Regions from separate parts of the Homo sapiens genome. Here region 2 is linked to region 1. The links are chromatin loops, found by intact Hi-C in ENCODE. Cell type or tissue: heart right ventricle. All regions are shown on one strand. Links, peaks and the distances in the headings refer to the core of each region. The heading gives the core; the rest is flanking DNA. Region 1 overlaps SF3B3 (splicing factor 3b subunit 3). Region 2 overlaps DDX19A (DEAD-box helicase 19A).

Region 1 (8,331 bases), core at 198-8,197:
TGCCATAAAAAAGGAAAACACAAAGAAAATTATAGAAAACAGCAATCACTAGGCTTGTCTTCTAAAATAGATTTGCCCGAAAGTCCAGAGATGCTCTATTAAAGCAGCACATGCCTACAGGAGAAAGTAAAGCCCAGGACACACCTCAGAGCAGAGGACTGGGAATGGACTCTCTCTAAGAAACTCGCTACTCTCCAAGGAGATTTTTTGCAGATTGGTAAGAAAGGACTGTGGACGGACAGCACTCAGCACAGTCGTGTGCACTATGAATAATTCACCAAAGGCAATTTCTTCAGTGAGGGCAACAGGAAAAGTGCTAAGCAGTGTTCTCCCTGGGGCCCATTCTGCAATCTTACCTTCTGGGAGGCCCCATTGAGCAAGCCACGGTCCCACAGGGCTTTGTTTCCTGTAGGATCCTCATCTACTTCATCATTGGTGTTAGGTGGGAGCCTCACCTACAAGGAAGTGACACAAGTCACACTGCTGGGGCCCGGACCTGCTCACCTGAGTCACCAAGCAACAGGTCTGGCCAGGTCTTTGCAAGTCAGCCACAGGGGCACTGCCTAGACAGAGGCCTGAGCCCACGTGTCCTGCACCTGCTCTGGTGGGCAGGAGCTGTGTCTGAGGAGCAAGAAACTCAAAAGAATCGACCCATGAGCAAGAGTTTAACACAGCTAAGGGTAAAACCAAAACCACACAACATAGATAACAGACATTCCAAAGTTCTTATAAAATGTAAAAAGAAATATTAGCCATTAGCTCAAACTAAACCTATCATTAAATCACGTTCAATAGGGAGGAGGGAGATAAACCACAGAGAAAAATCCAAAAGACTAGTAAGAAGGCTTAAAGAACAGATTGCTTGTAGAGTTAGCTTTAGTAGGATGGAATTTTATATCCATTTTTACTTCTCAGATTTGATTCCTCCTTGGCTTTACCCACAAGAAACTGAGCCAGCTTTCCTACACATCACTGTAACCCAAGTTAACAACATCAACTCACCACACATATGTTGCCAAACTTGTCTGCCCCAGCCACAGTGTCATAGTCCAGGAGGCTGGCTGTAGTGACCCATCGGGGGTAGGTATCATCAGCAAAGATGATAAGCTGGTTTTCATTACGCTTGTAGCGAACCCAGATGAAACTTTCTTGGACATCAGATACAATTACCCTATGTCCGATAGTCTGGATCCCAGAGATATAATTGGCAATATGCTGGGAAAAACAAAGACAATAGTGATGGTGGGTGTAATCTTGGGGTTCAGAACCCAAAGAAAGCCCAGCTTTCCGTATGACATACGTAGGGTCAGCAGAACAGCAAATACCAAAAACCAGCAGTTAGCAATGAATTCTAGGTGGGAAAAAAGAGCCAAATAGCTTTTAATATAGTGCAAATATATGCCTAACTCTCACATTTACTTTCCTTATAGAAGCTAGCAAGATAGAAAGCTGGTTCTTGTTTGGTAAGTCAAGAAATGAGATCCCTCTACTCCTGCTCCTCTCAAAACTCAAGGGCCGGTGCGGTGGCTCACGCCTGTAAACCCAGGACTTTGGGAGGCTAAGGCGGGTAGATCATGAGATCAGGAGTTAAGAGACTAGCCTGGCCAACATGGTAAAACCCTGTCTCTACTAAAGATACAAAAAATTTGCCAGGCGTGGTGGCGCGCATCTGTAATCCCAGCTACTTGGGAGGCTGAGGCAGGAGAATCGCTTGAACCCAGGAGGCGGAGGTTGCAGTGAGCCGAGATTGCGCCACTGCACTCCAGCCTGGGCAACAGGGCGAGACTCCGTCTCAAAAACCAAAAAACAAAAAAACAAGGGCATAATTCTGAAGCTGGAATTGGGGTAACACAACAAGTCCTAATAAAGATAAGATTTTAAAACTCAATGCCCACCACCCCACCAATGCCCCCACCCTTGACACATGAGCTAGATCTCAGCACCAATGCCAGCACACTTACCTTATTCTCACATTTTCGGAGTAACTTCTTCTTTCCCAGGTCATAGACACGCAACAGCTTCCCCACACCAATCAACACCCTCCCCTGGAATGGGGCAATAGCAGCAGGGACCTCTTCCACAGGAGTCTATAGAGGAAAAGCAGGTAATACAGCTATTATAAATGCCAGCCAGACACAGGCCTCACCTCTCTGCCCAGAAATGCCTACTTCCACAGGAGCCTATCATTAAGAAACACACCAGTGAGCTTATTTTGCTAATGAATCTGGGTGTTGGGGTGAACAAGTTCCGCATGCTGCATTCACTCAGTAGAGGGATCAATGCTGTAACTGACAAGAAGTTCTGGTACCAGACGACTGCTGTCCAGAGCTTGTGCTCTGTTTAACTGGTGTTATTTCAACAGTGAAGCCTTAGTAGCCAAGTGACTGTAATTTGTGGAGGGACAGGAAAGAAATGCTAGTGAAAAGTGACTTTTTTTTTTTTTTTTGAGACAGGGTCTCACTACTGCTCAGGCTGAAGGGCTGTGGCAGGCGCAATCATGGCTCACTATAGCCTGGACTTCCTGGGCTCAGGTGATCCTCCCACCTCAGACTCCCGAGTAGCTGGGACTACAGGCATGTGCCATCAAGCCTGACTAATTATCTGTATTTTTCGTAGAAACTGAGTTTCACCACATTGCCCAGGCTGGTCTCAAACTCTTGGGCTCAAGTGACCTGCTCGACTCAGACTCCCAAAATGCTGGGATTACAAGCGTGAGCCACTGCACCCAGCCTAGTGACATCTCAGTTGTAAAGGAGAGACAAATTTAATATGCAAAAGGGTCTATGAAGTATTTCTTAGAGGATACTCCCCTTATGGTAGGGTTGAAGGAATCCACATGCTGTCATTGTGGAGAAGAGAATATTCTTTTTATTTTAAAAATTATGGTAAAATAGTCATAACATAAAGTTTACCATCTTAATCCTTTTCTTTTTTTTGAGACAGAGTCTCGCTCTGTCACCCACGCTGGAGTGCAGTGGCGCAATCTCGGCTCACTGCAACCTCTGCCTCCTGGGTTCAAGTGATTCTCCTGCCTTAGCCTCTGGAATAGCTAGGGTTACAGGCGCCCACCACCATGCTTGGCTGATTTTTTATTTTTAATAGAGATGGGATTTCACCACGTTGACCAGACTGGTTTTGAACTCCTGAGCTCAGGTGACCCGCCCACCTCGGCCTTCCAAAGTGCTGGGATTACAGGCGTGAGACACCATGCCCAGCCAGTCATTTTTAAGTATACACTTCAGTGGCATTAAGCACATTTACTGTTGTGTAACTATCACCTCCAGAATTTTTTTCATCTTCCCAAACTGAAACTCTGTACCCATTAAACAGTAACTTCCCAGAGAATGCAGGTGGAAAAGAATATTAAATCTTTTTTTTTTTTTTGACAGTCTCACTCTTGTCACCCAGGCTAGAGTGCAATGGCGCAATCTCGGCTCACTGCAACCTCCGCCTCCCGGGTTCAAGCGATTCTCCTGTCTTAGCCTCCCGAGCAGCTGGGATTACAGGTGCGTGCCGCCATGCCTGGCTGATTTTTGTATTTTTAGTAGAGACAGGCTTTCACCATGTTGGCCGGGCTGGTCTCGAACTCCTGACCTCAGGTGATCTGCCTGCCTCGGCCTCCCAAAGTGCTGGGATTACAGGCATGAGCCACTGCGCCCAGCCAGAATATTAATTATTTAAACTGCTGAATTTTGGTCACAAATTGTTGCCTGCTTATTAAAACAGTAAGAAAGAGACCAATTGAATGTGCATCTATCTCCCCATTATGGATGGTTAGCACAAAGCCTTCCTGTGGAATGCACAGGCACAAGAACATCACTGCAGCTAGAAGGCCCCAGCATTTTCCATGTGCTGGTAAGAGAGAGATTGGAATCAAGGAGCTGGTCCCCAAAAGACCTGATCCATAACATAAGCAAAAGTGAGAGAATTCAATGGGACTTAAAATCTAGGAGAACCACTGGCAGATTCCTACCTTGTGCAAAAACTCCAGTTTTTCCCCATTGTTCACAAGCTTGTAAGTATAGACGAAGCCCCCTGCCACAGATCGGGGGTTTAGTATCAGGTCCTTGGCCACACCCACCAGCACATACCAGTCTTCACCAGTGTTGGAAAACCTGCACACAGCCACACTACACACAGAATAAGAAGCAAGAGTAAGGCCTTAGTCAAAACTCAGAGAGCTCCTGTTCCAGCCTGCCAAACCCTGGACTGTCCTGGGCTGCTTACCTAAAAGCTGCCTCATTCTGTTCCAGCTGGACAAGGTCCAGTGTGTTCCCTTGAATGGGATTCATCACTCGGATCACAGAGGCCCACTGCCCATTGCCAGCCTTGGGAGCTCCAAAGATGGATTCAGGGAGGTTTTCATTGAGGAATGCTGCTGCCATCTCTGCGGCCAGCTCCCGCTCATCCTCCCCTGCTGCTTCCACCATTTCCTAAACCCAAAAAAACGAGTAACTGAGTTGGCGTGCTCAGAGGTAGGGGCTGGCTGAGAAGAGGATAGGTAGCAAGAACACTCCAGGGGGTTCTCAATACATAAAGCAGCAAAGTCAGCCATCCCAGCCAGGATTTCCCGACATGACTATTAAAGGGAGAGGTGTACAGACTAGGGAAGACAGAAGATCAGAAAGGGAAATCCAGACATTGCTGGTTACATATTAGTAGAAAACACCAAAAATAACAATAGCTGTGACAAATATTGGACTAGTGGCTTGAGAAAAATGACAACGGAAACTCCACTTTTCTATCCAACCCATCTGATTTCCCTTACTAAAACTACTCTGTCTCCACTCTTTAAGGATGGATACAGTTCTACGTGGTTGTAGCTATTTGGTTTCTGCTAGGCAATGAGTTCTAGAAAGAGCTGGTGTTGTGGAGAACATGAAAGCTGTCTCTTTTGGGCCCAAATAAAGGAAATACAGTCTATTTTGGAAGCTCAAGGACGGGAGAATTCTGTTTCAGAGAGGGAACTTAATTGTGAATAAATGGAGGTCAGAGTATAGTCCTGGGTTACAAGAAAGGCTCTAAAATGAAGTACTTTGGGGCAAAGGCCTCTGCTTAAAAAAGCTGAAAAAAGCCTAGATCTTTAAAAACAAAGAATATACTAACAATTACAGGAGTTTAAACTTTTGATAGAGTCTCGTGTCCAGAGTGCCACTGGTATGCAGTGGCATGATCATGGCTCACTGCAGTCTTGAACTCCTGGGCTCAAGTGATCCTCCTGCCTCAGCCTCCCAAGTAGCTGGGACTACAGGAGTGCACCAACACACCAGGCTATCTTTTAAAATTTTTAATAGAGGTGCAGTTTTGCTATGTTGCCCAGGCTGGTCTCGAACTAGTGGCCTCAAGCAATCCTCCCACCTCAGCCTCCCAAAGTGCCGGGCAGTTTAAACTTTTCAACATAATTTCACACATCTTTTAATAGAACCCCTGAACGTTAGTCTCATTACCTCTGCCATCTGCTGCTTTCTCTGAGCTTTCGTGGCCTCAGTGTAGGCATTGTGGTCCGTTTCAATGATAATAAGGTTGTTACTCTCAGGGTGGATGACAAATTTCCTGGGTGTGTACTGCAGTGGGAAGGCTACTTGATTGAAGACAGCACCGAGCTTCTCTAATGCCAAAATCCTATGACAAAAAAGCAAGGCAGTTATTTAATACTCACTCGGACCCAGAAACTGGTGTTGAAATAGACTTTGAGCAGTCAGCAAACACGTCAATCCCTGGAGCTCTAACGTTGGCATTAGGCAACATTAAACAACAGCCTCCTACTCTAGAAAACTCTGCGATGCAGACACAGAGATCCAGGAAGGGCCTTCCCATTTGGCAACACCCTACCACAATTCACAGCAGTTCTAGTTCCTACCAATGAAACACAAACGATTGTCAAAAGTTTTTTTTTAATCACTCCAATGATAATAAAGAGCCCAATCCCAAATTTGTTGTGAAACACTGCAATTACCTAAACATATATGGTATTTGTAGTGACTGTGCTTCATAAAATAAAGTGGATACCTTTGTGAACAAAAATCACCTCAGTTCAGGAAAACTATGACAATGCAAGAGACAGCAAATAAGGGACCTACAAATTTCTGTCAAATGGGACAGAGATGTACACATAAGCCAAACTATGTGCAAAATGAGCAGAACCCAGGTACTCTGAAAAGTATAGTTACCCGATCTCTAATGATGGAGTTTTATTTGTAGTTTATTCTCTACATTAAAAAAGATAGGGGCTGCGTGTGGTGGCTCACGCCTGTAATCTCAGCACTTTGGGAGGCCAAAGCAGGCAGATCACCTAAGGCTAGGAGTTCAAGACAAGCCTGGGTAACATGGTGAAACACCAACTCTGTTGAAAATACCAAAAAAAAAGCCATGTATGGTGGCGCACGCCTGTAGTCCCAGCTACTTGGGAGGCTGAGGTGGGAGAATCTCTTGAGCCCAGGAGCTCAAGACCAGCCTGGGCACCAAGGTGAAATCCTGTCTCTATAAAATAGAACACAAAAATTAGCCAGGCATGATGGCATGCGCCTACAGTCCCACCAGGTACTTGGGAGGTTGAGGCAGAAATAGCTTGAGCCCAGGAAGTTGGGGCTGCAGTGAGCCATGATCACACCACTGCACTCCAACCTGTACAACAGAGTAAGACCTTGTCTCAAAAAAAAAACTTAAAAATAAAAATAATTAAATAAAAAAATAAACTGCCTGCCAAGAACTCTGCTTTTATGTCTCATAAGTCACCTTCCCTGATTTAGTTTTGGGGGGAAGTAAGTTCTGCTGCTAGGAAAGCCTAAAAATCTGTAGCGATTGTCTAAATCTATAGCAATTCAGGAGGTAGGGGCCACAGATGAGGCTACAACAAGGCTGGCTTAAAAGACAAGGGGAACACTGACAGGCAGGTATGTATGTGGGTGAAGCATTCTAGCACAGGTAGAGATTAAAAAAATATTAAGTGATGTAGAGCAGTGCAGGGAGATCAATTCTGCTGGAGCAGAAGATAAATACAAAGATGACGGAAAGAAAAAGGACAATGACCATGAAAAGACCCTGAAAGTTGTTGCAAAGAAATTTTGGGAGCTCATTTGATAAGCAATAGTGATTAATCTATCAAGAGGCCATAGTTTCATTATGAACAGCCAATAGTTATAACCAGGATGTGAACAACTTTGGTGGCTTAATTTTAAAAGCCCCCCAAAACCTGAGGAAGCCAAACTGACTGAATTATTTTAGGTTCTTTTCCATCTTGCAAAGAATATTACATACAGTGCTCAAACTTCACATCAATATTACCAGGAAGAACAGTTTTGTCAACTTGAAAAAGGTCTAAATAACTTATAGATAGGTTAACATTTAAGATTTAATACCGCAAATGACAAGACAGAGTAAGAAAGGTTATCAATGCAGTGATCCAATACTTGCTCTAAAACTAATCCAATGGCAATACCCTTTTGCTAGAAAACAAAAATCTGAAATCTCAGGAAGATTGGACTGTATTAAAGCTTGGCCTTGAAAATCTTAACAGAAGCTAAAACACCGAAACTTGGCTCTCAGGTACTAAAATGCTGAGCCAAATGAAGGTTTCAATTGCAACACACAAGCTTCATGGTGAAGTCGGCTCTCTGCCACCTCTTCACAGCCTCCTCCAACACTCTGGCAGAACCAGTCTGAGCCCTTGGCAGAAAGGCTTCCTGCTGAGCTTCAAACATGAGACTCACTCACCGTAGGGTGTTGGTGGAGATGGCCACAATGCCCTCGGGACACTGTTCCGAGGCAAAACCCGATGCAAATTCCAGTGTCTCGTAAGACAGTGGGGTGAGATGGAAGCGAGATTGGTAAGAATAGCTCAACCATGAGCGGCTTGACATGGCCAATACCTGAGGGGAAAAAAAAAACCCAGCTCCAATAAGGTTTGGGAAAAAATACAAATATGGTATAAGCTGACCAAAAGCCCTATCCCCAAATTTCAGTCTGCAGAGTATCCTAAGATATTCTAGAAATATAACAGGCTATCTTAAGAAAAAGAGGGCTAGAGAGAGGCACTATGGCTTAGCATATGTGAAAAGCATGGGCTACGAGCCATATGATCTAGACTCACCATTTCATCTCTCTAAGCCTGCTTCCACGTGTGTAAAATGAAAACAGTACCACAAGGCTGGACAGCTGCAAGAATTAAATGGAATGAAGGCCAGGTGCGGTGGCTCATGCCTGTAATCCCAGCACTTTGGGAGGCCACGGCAGGCGGATCACCTGAAGTCAGGAGTTCGAGGCCAACCTGGCCAACATAGTGAAACCTCATCTCTACTAAAAATACAAAAATTAGCTGGGCGTGGTGGCATG
Region 2 (8,331 bases), core at 1-8,000, 200 kb after region 1:
TAAATGCCGGGACAGCTACACGCAGAAAGGAAGGTGGATGGTGTTTCCAGGGCAAGGAAGATGTGTGTGTATTGGACATGTCAACATGTCTAACACATGCTGATCAGTGAAAGCAGGTTGCATAGTAGTGTGAACAGAATGTTCCTGTTTTTGTAAAAGAAAAATGGGTTTATGCAAATAAAAGGCAATATGGTAGAATATTCACCAAGCTGCCAGGAATCAGGATCCCAGAAGAGAAGGGATAGAGAGCACTCTCACTTTATATACACACACGCCTTTTTAAAATGAGTATATATTTGTCTAATAAGCAGAAAAATACAAATAAAAACAAATCATTAGTAGAGCGTTTCTCATAATTACTTTAAAATGTCTTAGCATAATGAATGGTGCATACGCTACAATTTATCCATCCTTATTTATTTATTGAGTCGGGGTCTCGCTCTGTTACCCAGGCTGGAGTGCAGTGGCGCCATTTCAGCTCACAGCAGCCTCTACCCAGGCTCAAGCGATCCTCCTACCTCAGCCTCCCGAGTAGCTGGGACTACAGGCGTGCGCCACCAGGCCCGGCTATATTTTTTTCTATTTTTGGTAGAGACGGGGTTTCATCATGTTGGCCAGGCTGGTCCCGAACGCCTGAGCTCAACCGATCCGCCCGCCTCAGCCTCCCAACGTGCTGGGATTATAGGCATGAGCCACCACGCCCGGCCTATCCATCCTTATTCATATTATGTAGGAATCAGAGCTCTCCATAATGTCCACTATTATAAATGAACAGCATAATTCCCTTGGTCATAACTTCCATTCCAAATTCTTGCTCAGCTCTCGGCCCCGTGTGACACCTGGGGGTAAGAACCAACTACGTATGCGCTCAGAAACTCACCTGGGGTCTCCTGGCTGCCGTGACTGAGTACCAGGGGCCTAGGCAGAGGGAGCAACCGAGAGAAGAGAAGGCAAGACCAGGCCCAGCCCCTTCATCGGCCCTCGCCAGATCACTCTCTCTCAAGGGGTCAGGATTCAGACTTTCGTGTTTCTCTCCAAATCTGAAGTTTACAAAAGTAGCCGAGCTGCTCATCAGGGATATGCAAGTCTGCTTTCTGCAGCAGAGAACAGAAGTGAAAGGGAGAAGGGATGAGCAAGAAAGTCTCTGGATTTCAGGAGAAGGAAGACAGCCCCAAGGGCAGGAGAAACACTTGTGAAGGGTCCATTGAAGAGACAGAGAGGGGGCAGCTCTGGCCTCTCTGCTGCCACTTCCCTCATTCGATGCACAGCGGTGGGGCTCACACCATTTTCCACTCAGCCTCTTCCGCACAACCTGCACATCTATCGTTTCTTCAGGGGCTGGAGCTGGTTCCACGATGCCTAGCCAAAATCAGGAGGGGGTCCTGGGGCCAGCGACTACCACTGTGACCAGATTATTATAAAGATGGGGGAATGTGGCTTTAAAAAAGTGGGGAAAGGACCCAATTTTCCAAAATGCAAATTTTTTCTTCTATTGCCCCCCATCATTTGCACCTATTTTTGTCAAGTCCAAACATAATTTGAAGTGAGGTAGGTAGTTTCTCTCTACTTCTGCCGTTGTCCTTGGGGTGATGTCGGGGCCTGTGCCCTAAATGCACTTGTCTCCTGTGCAGGGGCAGTGCCAGGGCTGGCATCAGTGGCTGGTGGAGCTTCTCAGTTGGCTATTTTCTCAATCTCGTCCAAATCATCTGTGTCCAATCTTTCTATCTTCTTATCTGGGGGAAAGATACACAAGTCTCTACCCTGCCCAGGAATGTGCCCCACCTCAGGCCACAGCAATCATTCATTCAGGCCCAAAGGCTCCGGGTGCCTAAGCAGGGGGCAGCAGGGCCCCTAGTCACTGACAGCAACAGTCAGAGCCCCACGCCCCGAAGCCCAGTCACAGGGGAGCTGTCCTTGGAGTCCCTGGGTCCTGAAGTCTCCAGGTGTGCTCCCTGAGAACTGCCATATGGTCAGAAAGGAGGGGAGTGTGCTAGGGACAGAGCCTCTCTTGGGGCTACAGAAGATCCTACCCCTTTCACCACCCCGCCCTACTTAGCAAAGGGCGCCAGGCACAGGACCCTCCCCGGGACTCACTAAAATGCTCCTGGATTCTGTTCAGGATGTTCATGCTGTGCTTGCTGTCCACCATGTTCACTGCCAGGCCCCTCTTGCCAAAGCGGCCCGTGCGCCCGATCCGGTGCAGGTAGGTCTCATTGTCAGGATTCCCGTCCTTGTCCACGGGAAGATCAAAGTTGATGACGACAGACACTTGTTCAACATCAATGCCTGCAGGAAGGAGAGTTGGAGGCTGAGAGGACTAAGGACAGGAGACAGAAATCACTGTCATCCATAGGTAGGTCAATGCGTACCAACTTTGGGATAGAGGGAAAGAATTTGGGACAGGCCAACTCTGGGTACAAGAGAGGGCACACATATAGGCAGGCAACAGAACCCAGAGGAAAAGAAGAGAACTTTGGCAAGTGCCAACAAAATCATGAGATCAGTCGGTAATCCTCTGGGAGACACAATGTTCTGGAGATGGGCGCCCCTGGAAGAGTAGGCTCCGTTCTCTACCAGTCAGATGCCTGTACATTTCCTTCCACCAAGTCAGGACTACTGGTTTCTGCGGGAGTTCCTTTTCTTTCTTTCTTTTTTTATTTTTGAGACGGAGTTTCGCTCTTGTTGCCCAGGCTGGAGTGCAATGGCGCGATCTCACTCACCGTAACCTCCACCTCCCGGGTTCAAGCGATTCTCCTGTCTCAGCCTCCTGAGTAGCTGGGATTACAGGCGCATGCCACCACGCCCGGCTAATTTTTGTATTTTTAGTAGAGATGGGGTTTCACCATATTGGTCAGGCTGGTCTCGAATTCCTGACCTCAGGTGATTCGCCCACCTCGGCCTCCCAAAGTGCTGGGATTACAGGCGTGAGCCACTGGGCCTGCCCTCTTCCTTTTTTTTTTTGGAGACAGAGTCTCACTCTGTCACCCAGGATGGAGTGCTATAGCACATTCTCGGCTCACTGCAACCTCTGTCTCCAGGGTTCAAGCAATTTTCCTGCCTTGGGATTGCAGGCATGAGCCACCGCACCTGGCATGTGTGAGTTCTTACCACCTCAGGGAAATCCAAACAGTCTCTCCTAGAAAGGAATAGTGTCACCAACCCCACCCATCTCCCTGAGACCATCCGACTTCCCTGTATACAAGGATTTCTGGCTCTAATTGGGCCTGGGACCCCGAGCCTGGCAGACCAGGTGGGACACGTCCTCTGCTCACCGCGGGCACACACGTTGGTGGTCACCAAAACCTTCTCTTTGCCCTCTCGGAAGCGCTCAATCACCGCAGCCCTCTGCTCCACCATCATCTCCCCACTCAGCAGAGCCACCTGGTGGCCTTCTTTTGAGAGCTCTGCTGCCAGCCAACTAGCTGTTTTGCGAGTCTGGAAGAAAAAAAACAATTGAGAAATGAAAGTATTTGAGTATATATTTTTTCTTTTTGAGACACAGTCTTGCTGTCACTCAGGGTGATCTAAAAAGTCCTGGGCTCAAGTCATTATCCTGCCTTGGCTTCCCAAAGGGCTGGGAGTACAGGTGTGAGGCACCACGCTCAGCTGAAGATATTTTTGATCTGGAAGACTGTACCTGAAACTTAGCAGCTAAAAGCTAAATTTCTTAAAATTGTAAACCCGATATAGTGCAACAGGAAGTAACAATGTCACCTGGCTTGTAATCTTACGAAAATATTTGTACCTGGCTGGGCATGGTGGCTCACACCTGTACTCCTAGCACTTTGGGAGGACGAGGCACGTGGATCGCTTGAACTCAGGAGTTCGAGACCAGCCTGGGGAACATGGCCAAACCTGTCTCTACAAAAAATTTAGCTAGGCATGGTGGTGTAGGCCTGTAAGTCCCAGCTACTTGAGGGAGCTGAGGCAGGAGAATCGCTTAAACCTGAGAGGTCGAGGCTGGTGAGCCAAGATTGCACCATTGCACTCCAGCCTGGGTGACGGAGCAAGACCTTGTCTCCAAAAAAAAAAAAAAAGAAGAAAAGAAAAAAAAAAGAAAATTTATACCACAAAAATATTTAACCTGGGGCAAGATACGGTGGCTCACGCCTATAACCACAGCAATTTGGGAGATCAAGTGAAGGATCACTTGAGCCTAGGAGTAAAAGACTACCCTGGGGGCCAGGCGCGGTGGCTCATGCCTGTAATCCCAGCACTTCGGGAGGCCGAGGTGGGCCGATCGCGAGGTCAGGAGTTCAACACAAGCCTGACCAACATGGTGAAACCCCGTCTCTGCTAAAAATACAAAAATTAGCTGGGCGTGGTGGCATGTGCATGTAATCTCAGCTACTCAGGAAGCCGAGGGAGGAGAATCGCTTGAACCCGGGAGGCAGAGGCTGCAGTGAGCCAAGATCATGCCATTGCACTCCAGCCTGGGCAAGAGGCGAGATTCCGTTTCAAAAAAAAAAAAAAAAAAAAAAAAACCAGATTGGCCGGGCACGGTGGTTCACGCCTGTAATCCCAGCACTTTGGGAGGCCGAGGCGGGCGGATCACCTGAGGTCAGAAGTTTGAGACTAGCCTGACTAATATGGAGAAACCCTGTCTCTACTAAAAATACAAAATTAGCCAGGTGTGGTGGCACATGCCTGTAATCCCAGCTACCCGGGAAGGCTGAGGCAGGAGAATTGCTAGAACCCGGGAGGCAGAGGTTGTGGTGAACCGAGATTGCACCACTGCACTCCAGCCTGGGCAACAAAAGCAAAACTACATCTCAAAAAGAAAAGACTACCCTGGATGCTTCAAGATGTCATTGTAATGAGAGGCAATAAAATAAAGGTGAGGAAATTCTTCTAGATTTAGGAGTCTTAAGAGACATGACAACTAAATGCAACAAGCAAAACTTGACTGGCTCTTGGATTTAACAAAACAAAAAGCAATAAAGATGAGCTGGGCACAGTGCCATGTGCCTGGAGTCCCACCTACTTGGGAGGTTGAGGTAGGAGAATTGCTTGAGCCCAGGAGTTTGAGTCCAGCCTGGGCAAGATAGTGAGACCGTCTAAAAAAAAAAAAAAAGAGTATTTTTTGGCGTCAGGCGCAGTGGCTCATGCCTGTAATCCCAGTACTTTGGGAGGCCATGGCAGTTGGATCACCTGTGGTCAGCAGTTCAAGACAAGCCTGGGCAACATGGTGAAACCCCCTGTACCAAAAATACAAAAATTAGCTGGGCATGATGGCGGGCGCTGGTAATCCCAGCTACTCTGGAGGCTGGGGCAGGAGAATTGCTTGAACCCAGGAGGCGGAGGTTGCAGTGAGCCTAGATCACACCATTGCACTCCAGCCTGGGTGACAGAGCTAGATAGACTCGGTCTCAAAAAAAAAAAGAATACTTTTGGCACAAGTGGAGATAGGAGAACGTGGATTATATTTGAGAGATATATTACTGTTATCACTGTATCATTGCATTGTATGTTTCCTTGTTTTGAGACAGAGTGTTGCTTTATGACCCATGCTAAGTGCAGTGGCGTGATCACAGCTGACTGCAGCCTCTAACTCCTGGGCTCAAGGGATCCTCCCACCTCAGTCTTCCGAGTAGCTGAGACTACAGGTGTGTGCCACCACATCCAGCTAATTTTTTTTAAGTGTTTTAGAAATGGGGTCTCCCGACGTTGCCCAGGCTGGTCTCAAACTCCTGGGCTGAAGCAATCCTTCTACCTTGGCCTCCAAAGGTGTTGGGATTACAGGCGTGAGCCACTAAGCCTGGCCTCTTTTTTTTTTTTTTTGAGACGGAGTCTCGCTCTCTCACCCAGGCTGGAGTGCAGGGGCACGATCTCAGCTCACTGCAATCTCCGCCTCCCAGCTTCAAGTGATTCTGTTGCCTCAGCCTCCCGAGTAGCTGGGATTACAGGCATGCACCACCACACCCAGTTAATTTTGTATTTTTAGTAGAGACGAGGTTTCTCCATGTTGGTCAGGCTGGTCTCCAACTCCCGACCTCAGGTGATCCGCCTGTCTCGGCCTGCCAAAGTGCTGGGATTACAGGCATGAGCCACCGTGCTCCGGTGTCTCTTTTATTCTAAAATCATTTTGACATTTTCTTCAGAGATCTTAAATATTTATTTTTTCTATTATCAATGAGATCTATGCTTCCATTTTCTAAGTATTTGTTGTTTGAGACTGGAAAACTATGTGTGTGAATGTTATGACTATCTTGTTGAACTTTTTTTTTTTTTGAGACGGAGTCTCTCTCTGTTGCCAGGCTGGAGTGCCGTGGTGTGATCTCGGCTCACTGCAAGCTCTGCCTCCCGGGTTCACACCATTCTCCTGCCTCAGCCTCCCGAGTAGCTGGGATTACAAGCGCCCGCCACCACGCCGCGCTAATTTTTTGTACTTTTAGTAGAGATGGGGTTTCACCGTGTTAGTCAGGATGGTCTCGATCTCCTGACCTCGTGATCCACCCATCTCGGCCTCCCAAAATGCTGGGATTACAGGCATGAGCCACCGTACCCGGCCATCTTGTTGAATTTTTTATTTTTCTTACAAATATGAGTTGATTCTCTTGGGTTGTGCAACAATACATCATCCACAAATAAGACATAAAGTTCAGGGGCTCTATCTTTAGGCTATGTATCCCTTGGGATACTACCATTACCCCCACTAAAGGAGAGCCTGTCTCTTACATCTTCAAAAAGCACTTCCCTTCTTTCCATGGCGCTCAGGGGCATCCAGTCCTCCTGAGCCCTGTGGGGAGCTGGCTGAGAGGGAGGGGCCAGGCCTGCCACTGCCGCTGCTACTCACATGGCAGAAGATCATGGCTTGAGCAATGGTGATGGCCCCGTAGAGGTTACACAAGGCCTGGAACTTCTCGTCTCTGCTGCTGCACAGGACATAGTACTGCTTGATGGTATCCAGGGTCTCTTCCTCACGCTTCAGTTTGATAACATTTGGGTCTGGGACCACTTTCTGGGCAAACTTCCACACAGAGTCTTCAAAGGTGGCGGAGAAAAGCAGCATCTGGCAGTTCCTGGGCAGCATCCTGCAAGGGAAGGCCCGGGTAGATGGCCCCAGGTGGCCCTGGGAAGCAACGGAAGCACAGCCTCCCCAGCTGGGAGGGTCTAGATGCCCAGGAAGGCTGATGGGGGAGGAGCATCTTGGGGAGGAGGAGCAGCAGGCCTGGGATGGGGACAAGGGTTGGGGAAGAGTCCCTAGGTCTCCTTTCTCAACCCAGGTTGGGAGGGACTGTGATCAGCGCTGACATGGAAATGGCCCGTCAAACAAATGCTGCTGAGAGTACGAGAGCCAAGACCCAGGCAGAAGCCAGAGGAGGCGTCTGAAGTGAAGGGAGAAGACACTGCAGATGGGGAGTCTGAGGAGTCCCCCACCCTCGAGATCCCTACCTCTGGATGCGGATGCTCTGATCTTGGTGGCCCTGAGTGGCTATCATGACATCAGCCTCATCCAGAACAAACACCTTGATTTTCTTGGGATCAATGAACTTGAGCTTGGAGCACCAGTCCAGCACGGTCCCAGGGGTGCCAATGACAATCTGCTCACTGATCTTCTGGCCTCTTTCCACTGTGGAGACCCAGGTGATTTTCATAGGTATTTCAAAGGCAAAGCCAGCTCTGGAAATCAAAGCCCTGCCCATCCTTCTAGGACTAGGAGAACAAGTTATTTCCAGATTTCAAAACACACATGAGTGTTCCCCTCAGTCTTGGTCTCTTCTGCTGTGAAGTGGGCAGAATGACACCTATCTCAGTGCACTGTGGTCAGGATCAAATCCCACACAGCAATCCTTCAATAAGCATCAGTTCCCTTCTTCTTCCTCCTATAATCCAACATCATCCAACTCTTTTTATGTTTATTTATTTATTTATTTTGAGACAGGGTCTCACTCTGTTGCCCAGACTAGAGTGCGGTGACACAGTCATGGCTCACTGCAGCTTTGACCACACAGGTTCAAGCGATCCTCCTGCCTCAGCCTCCCAAGTAGCTGGGACTACAAGCTGGCACTTCCACGCTTGGCTATTTTTTTTTTTTTATTTTTTGTCTTACTATGTTGCCCAGGCTGGTCTCGAACCATGTGCTCAAGCAGTCCTCCCACCCTGGCCTCCCAAAGGGCTGGGATTGCAGGTGTGAGCCACTGTACCTGGTTTTGCTTACTTTTAAAGAAAGGGAGCTGACCCCAACCTTCCATCCTCAGTCCTGTTAATCCCTCTTTGGTAGCAGGTCCCAGAACTCTGGACGCTAAATTCAAAACTCTACCTTCTGAGCGAAGAACTCTAGATATTAAGAACTCTGTGAGCCATGCGTGGATTTTTTTTTTTAATCAA

What was found. A loop is a pair of places that touch in the nucleus more often than their neighbours do. Peaks named below come from ENCODE experiments on the same cell type or tissue, not always from the same donor. Only the 100,000 strongest peaks of a DNase experiment are listed, where the experiment ranks them.
Region 2: it touches region 1 in a loop (2.3-fold over the local background); 4 of 110 quality-filtered maps call a loop at or near these places.

The regions. Positions count from the first base shown.
Region 1 is chr16:70,561,167-70,569,497 of GRCh38, reverse strand. It overlaps SF3B3 (splicing factor 3b subunit 3), which reads right to left. Exons shown (of 26, transcript NM_012426.5): 17 at 7,714-7,868; 18 at 5,448-5,622; 19 at 4,228-4,433; 20 at 3,974-4,130; 21 at 1,962-2,087; 22 at 1,003-1,215; 23 at 357-455. Among named protein-coding and RNA genes, the nearest start is that of SNORD111, 27 kb to the right of the region's middle. In heart right ventricle, for the core only: no CTCF peak of the experiment used is centred there; no DNase peak of the experiment used is centred there.
Region 2 is chr16:70,365,327-70,373,657 of GRCh38, reverse strand. It overlaps DDX19A (DEAD-box helicase 19A), which reads right to left. Exons shown (of 12, transcript NM_018332.5): 8 at 7,396-7,573; 9 at 6,797-7,034; 10 at 3,273-3,435; 11 at 2,095-2,286; 12 at 275-1,733. The coding sequence ends at 1,672. Among named protein-coding and RNA genes, the nearest start is that of DDX19A, 23 kb to the right of the region's middle. In heart right ventricle, for the core only: a CTCF peak has its summit at 3,389 (motif pointing left); a DNase peak (open chromatin) is centred at 3,327; H3K27ac peaks cover 778 bases.